Regions from separate parts of the Mus musculus genome. Here region 2 is linked to region 1. The links are chromatin contacts, found by Hi-C in ENCODE. All regions are on one chromosome and are shown on one strand. Each heading gives the region's core, a stretch centred on a gene start or an enhancer-like site at or near the end of the contact. The rest is flanking DNA. Distances are from core to core; before and after follow the strand shown. Region 1 has its middle 20 kb from the start of Zfp365. Region 2 holds the start of Rtkn2 (rhotekin 2).

Evidence for each region. A loop is a pair of places that touch in the nucleus more often than their neighbours do.
Region 2: a map of left cerebral cortex shows a loop between it and region 1 (2.2-fold over the local background). The contact joins the promoter of Rtkn2 here to the enhancer-like site in region 1. A Hi-C loop is called at or near these places in 1 of 37 maps with a recorded cell type or tissue (left cerebral cortex).

Annotation. Positions count from the first base shown.
Region 1 is chr10:67,931,084-67,934,012 of GRCm38, forward strand. No RefSeq gene overlaps it. Among named protein-coding and RNA genes, the nearest start is that of Zfp365, 20 kb to the left of the region's middle. Within about 2 kb of position 1,450, at least 1 of the 3 ENCODE cell types and tissues checked has a DNase peak (open chromatin) inside an H3K27ac peak, as active enhancers do; it is left cerebral cortex, where a contact is called at or near this core.
Region 2 is chr10:67,978,202-67,981,130 of GRCm38, forward strand. It overlaps Rtkn2 (rhotekin 2), which reads left to right and starts at 1,369. Exons shown (of 12, transcript NM_001359319.1): 1 at 1,369-1,611. The coding sequence starts at 1,573.

The DNA.
Region 1 (2,929 bases), core at 200-2,699:
AATGTCTAGGAGAATGAATTAAGGACCTTGAAGACAGTTGCCCTGGAGATTGTCCAGTCTCCAACGAGTACATCCTTTGCTTAATCCATAATGTCAAGATACAACTGGATAACCCCCCTAGCTTTCTGTTTCCATCCATTTAAAATGTTGTACAATATCCCTTTGATACCATTCAGATCCTGAATTGGCCCCCTCCCTGAGCACTCACAAAATAAAGCTTGCATTTTTAAGCTTCTGTATCTGAAGTGAGTTTTCTCAGCTTCCACCCTGAACTCAACAGAGCAAGAAGCTGAGAAATGACCATCTTCAACCACGGGGAGAAAGCAGTGAGAGCAAACTGGAAGGAATGGGGCAGGGTTATAAACTCCCAGAGCCCTGCTCGGGGGTAAGCTTCTTGTCTCAAGGCTGTATTCCTAAAGGTTCCATAAGCTTCCCTAAACAGCGCCACCAAGTGGTGACTAAGTGTTCATGTCCCAAGCCTATGGGAGATATTTTTTATTCAAACCACCATTTAAAAAAATCCAGATGCTTAAAAAATTAACCCCATGGTATTCAGCAATCACTGAAAACTTGGTAGGCATAGAAGGGTGAGAAAATGTGAAAACCAAGAGAAACAGCAGAAACCGATTTAGAAATATAACAGATGGTATGGTTGGATAGTCTAAAGACTTCAAAGCCTTAAGACTAAATGCTCAAGGACTTAAGGACTTAATGCAACCATAATGGGGGAAAACACAGAAGTTATAAATTGAACCAAATATAACTCTTGTGCCTAAGATATACAATACATGAAATATAAGCTCACTGAATAAAGTTATATTATAACAAATATAAAACAGGGGTAAGAATTAAGTAAGAATGAATTCTCACTGACCCCAGAGGTAGTAGCCATTATGTGGTCAGAGACCCAGAAAAGAAAGGAGACAAAGAAAGAAGAAATATGAAATAATAACTATTTTTTTCAAATTTGGCAAAATGTATAAACACACATATCTAGGTTATTTTTCATTTCTAGAATGTATTCTAAATCAAATCCAATAAAGGCAAACTCATGTAGAAGAGGAGCTGCACTGTACCATAAATGAATAGTATTTCCCAGCCAAATTCACCCTTCAGTGTGTGCTGGTGAGGCTTGGAAGGGGTCTTTATAAGCATTTATAAATATTATCTATATAAGTATTGCAGTAAACACAGTATAAAGCTTTATCACGAGTGGGGCTGGAGGGATGGGGCAGGGATATAAACTCCCAGAGCCCTCCCTCAGTGGTAAGATTCTTCTCTCAAGGCCCATTACCTTCCCTAAACAGCGCCACCAAGAGGGGACTAAGTGTTCATGGACTTAAGCCTATGGAGAACCTGTCTTCAGGATACAGTGTCCGCTGTTTTCTTTCCTCAGATTGCAGCAGTACCGTGTGCCAGAGGGACGTGCTCAGAAACATCCCGAGCTCCCGCAAGTAGCAGCAGCACCCAGTCCTCCAGAGAGCTTGCAGCCCAGCTCCTGCGCGGGCTGGAAGCTCTTGCCTCTCCAACAAGAGCTCCTTTAACAAAACTATCTTTTATTGAGTGTGTCCACCCCGCATCCCGCACCCCGCACCCCGCACCCCGCATCCCGCACCCCGCACCCCAGCCTTAGATGTCTTTCCACGTTCTCCTTATGAGTCACTGGCTCGGTCTTGCTGCTTTTAAAATTCTCTTCTCTTTGACAGATTAACACTGACGGATTGGGTGCGGAATCATTAAATGTAGTCTGCTTGGGATTTGTTGAGCGTCGCATTTGTTGCTCAACGTTTTTCCAGCAACTTTGAGACATTTTTGCTCTGATTTCTTTGACTTGTGCTCTCTACCGCTCCTCACTCCCGGGAATCCCACGTTGTGGATTTGGTGATGACTCACAGTCACTTCTAAGACTCTTCACTTTTCTGTACTATTTTTATCCTTGGGTCTGCCCAACCGAATGGACTTTGCTGGTTTCACAGCTCATCAAATCTTTTTTTTTTTTTTAATAGTGTACGTGCTAGGGTATATATGTGTTTACATGTACGTGCCTGTCCATAAAGGCCAGAAGACAGCATCAGGTTCTCTGGAGCTGGTGCCACGGGTAGTTATGGGCTGTCCTATTTAGATGCTGGAAACTGAACTTGGATCTTCTTCAAGAGCAGTATGCACTCTTAACCTCTGAGCCCTTTCTCCAACCCCTAACTAATACCTTACAAACTGCTCTAATTACAGTGTATCTGGTCTTTGCTCTGCTCTGCTCTGCATTGATAACATTCATTGTCTTGGCAAAACATGTTCTTAACGCGTAATCATGTCACCCGTCCCACTGTGTGCGCACCCCCCCCTAATCAACCATGTCTCAGTCCCCTTCGACCATCTTATGTGTCACCTGTTTGCACCTGACACATTGCTACCCAGAATAAGGACTGTACTTCCACATCCTCTCAGCAGACGATGGATATTTGGTTCCCTTCAGAATGTAAGTGGAGATTTACTAACCTGGTTTCCTCTCTGAAGGGAACGGATTGGCTCTCTCCTCTCTTCCCATCTTCTCATTGGTCAGCATATATGCACTCTGACCTAAGGCATCCTCTGCCTGGTGCTGCCAGGACAAAAGCAGGCAGCTCCTTCAGGAAGGAGGAATCCAGACTGAGAAACCAAGATGGGAGCCACTACATTTAGGTACAGGTTGGCACATTAGAAGCCTTTACCTGCTGTTTTGAAACTTGTTGCTATGGGAACAGAATCAATTCTGTTGGCTTACATGTTTTGTTTAGCTGAGCTCTCACACTGCTGTGGCAGAGGAGAGTCCTTGCGAGTGAGATTCCATTTCACCCTATGGTAGCTCCTGGGGTTACCACAGCAAATTGCCTTATTGGATGGCTAAAGTCACAGAAATCGATTTTTCTTACAGAACTTGAAGTCCAGGAGT
Region 2 (2,929 bases), core at 119-2,618, 47 kb after region 1:
TAATTTTGAGTTTCTTGTGCTTTTACAACGGTGGGTCATTACAGACTGCAAAAGTAAGAGGAAAAGCACTCCTAACTGGATAGCAGCTTCTAGAATCACCTAGTCCAGAGCCTCTCAACCAGGCACTTATCCATTTGAGAGGAAGGAATATATACATATACATATATATATACACACACACACACATATATGTATGTATACACACATATATAAACATACATGTATATATCATATATATTTATATGCATATAAACATATGTATATATTTATACGTATATGCATATATATTTATACATATATGCGTATATATACATACACACAAATTTTCCCTCCCCCCCTCTGTATTCAGTGTAGGGGGGCGGTATGCCCATGTCCTGGCGCATATGTAGATATTACTTTTGGGAGCTGGTTCTCTCCTTCCACCACTTGGATCCTGGGGATTGGAACTTAGGCGGGGAGGTTTGGCATTAGGTGGGCACCATTCCTTGCTGAGCCATCTCACTGGCACACTCAGTTTCTTTTTAAGAAGTCCATCTTTCAACTGACTGCTTTAACAAGGAGGTCTGTAAGTAAGATGACCATATCATTGAAAGTCCACTTTGGAACAAGTGAGATGTCCCCAAAATAAACAGGGTCATTCTGTTTATAAAAGGAGCCTTGCCCAGGCCTTTAATGAGGGTGGTGTAGGAGAGTTGATTTGGTAGAGTCTTCCCTCAGGAGGAAAATGTCCAAAGCCCTACACATTTCCGGTACAAGATATGTCAAGGGGTAATTTTAAACACTTTACAAGGGTGTGTACATCCTCTAATTAAAAGTCTAAGCTGGATAGTTCAGTGGTGGACCAGTTGCTCACTGTGCTTAAGGCCTCGAGTTCAGCATTTCAGCATCTCCCCTTCCTCTTTCTTAATAAAAGCCTGTGCTAATAACGACCAGGCTTCTGGATAGTGTTGTCTGCTGTCACTTTAGAAGCGAACAAACCCGGGGACAGAAGTACTCGCAAAATGTGTCTGTCTGCCCAGCCTTCAAGAGCATGATCTTTGAGTGCAGCCATGTTTGAGAGACAGATAATGGATCCTTATATCCCTGATTGGTCTGTCGGGTCCGGTCAGTTCATGCCTTTAAACAACTTCGGGCGGGATGCAAGAAGAAGGCGCACTTTAAACCTGACAAGAAAACCACCTGCCAAAGATTTCTATGGCGAGCCTTCTCTAAGGCTCCACCCCGCCCACCAGTTGAGGCCCCGCCCACTAGCCGACAAAACCCAGGCGGGTTCAGGCCCCGCCTGCCACAGACCCCACCCACCCGGACTTGCTCTTCGTATTTAGGCCCCGCCTACCACACAACAGGCCCCGCCCACTCCCCGCCCTCGCTTAAGCCCTGCGGTAGCAGAGGGTCTGTTCAGAGTCTCGGGTCTCCGTGCTGTTTTAAAGACAGAGAGGCTCCTAGTACGCTTGCGCGGCGTCGTGGGCCGGGTTCCCCTGCAGACCAGACTTGGTACGGCCGAGCGGTTGGTGCAATCTGCAGCTGCAGCCCTGGGGCGCGCTTTTCAAATCGGCCGTGCCTTGCACCGAGATGGAGGGGCAGCTGCTGAGGGGTCTCGCCGCGCAGCAGGTGAGCGAGGCAGGGGACTGGAGAGCTGCAGCCTGGGCCGAGACCGAGAGCCGGGCGAGCTCCGCGGCTTGCACGCCTGAAGGGTGCACCGAAGGAGGAGAGCGAGGCCGGGGGCAACAGGAGGACGCCGGGGCCCATCCCACCTGCCGGTCTTCCAAGGCTTGCAGGGGAGGTGATGCTCCGGGAGTCGGTGCTCGAGTTGCTCCCCGGCCCGCGCAGCTGGGCGTGTAATGCAAGGTGCTGCTTGTAGCCGTGTGAGCCAGCATCAAACTGTGGGGCGCCGCGGGGTGAACGCTCAAATGGCATGTTCTTAGCTTTCCAGGAAGGTGTAAGTTTAAACATGGATACATGCACAAATACTAGGAAAAAAGGAGGACGAATCCAGTGTTTGTTTGTTTTTTAGCTATCTAAAATATGTTCAAAATCTTTTACACTTAGTGTAGTCGAGAATATTTCTTGGGAACCCCAGTCAAGTGTTAAAAGTATTCTTCCTGTTCATTATTTTAGTATTTTAATGAAAAGAAACCCCTTATATCCTTGTAGCGACATCTTCATTTTAATTTTAATTTTCACCTCTTACCGGCTCCTGAAGTATAGTAGTTCGAACCATATACTCTTGCCAGATTTGTGGGTCGAGGCGAATACTGCAGGATCATAGAATTTCTTTAGTAGATGCAGTATTGTTAGGAAGTCCTCTGTAATTCTCTGGAATGTTGAGCCAGGCTTTGTTTGAGTTATTGTGCAAACCATATTAGTAGTCACAAGACGTGTTTGCTACAAACATACACAAAACTTTCAACTTTCTTGTGAAATATTTCTTATTTTTGTTATGTATTCTAGGTATCCTATTTGCCTTTGTCAAAGGGTAGCCTTGAACTCCTAAAACTCCTCTTGCCTCCACTTTCCTACTATGGACTTTATAGGGCTGCCACACCGAGCCTGACTTAAGATGGAGTGGAGCTGGGTTCTAACCCAGTGCCTTGTGCATTCTAGACAAGCCCTCAATCAGCAGAGCCACACCCCACGCCTATGTTGATGGTTAACACAGCCTCTATTTCTACTGAACTAAATGGAGATCTGTTAAGTTTCTTTTTTTGTTGTTGTTGTTTTGTTGTTTTGTTTGTTTTCGAGACAGGGTTTCTCTGTGTAGCCCTGGTTGTCCTGGAACTCACTCTGTAGACCAGGCTGGCCTCGAACTCAGAAATCCGCCTGCCTCTGCCTCCCGAGTGCTGGGACCAAAAGTGTGCGCCACCATCACCCAGTATCTGTTGAGTTTCTTATGGGGATTGTGTGAGTGCTGGTGTGGCCATCCAAGTGT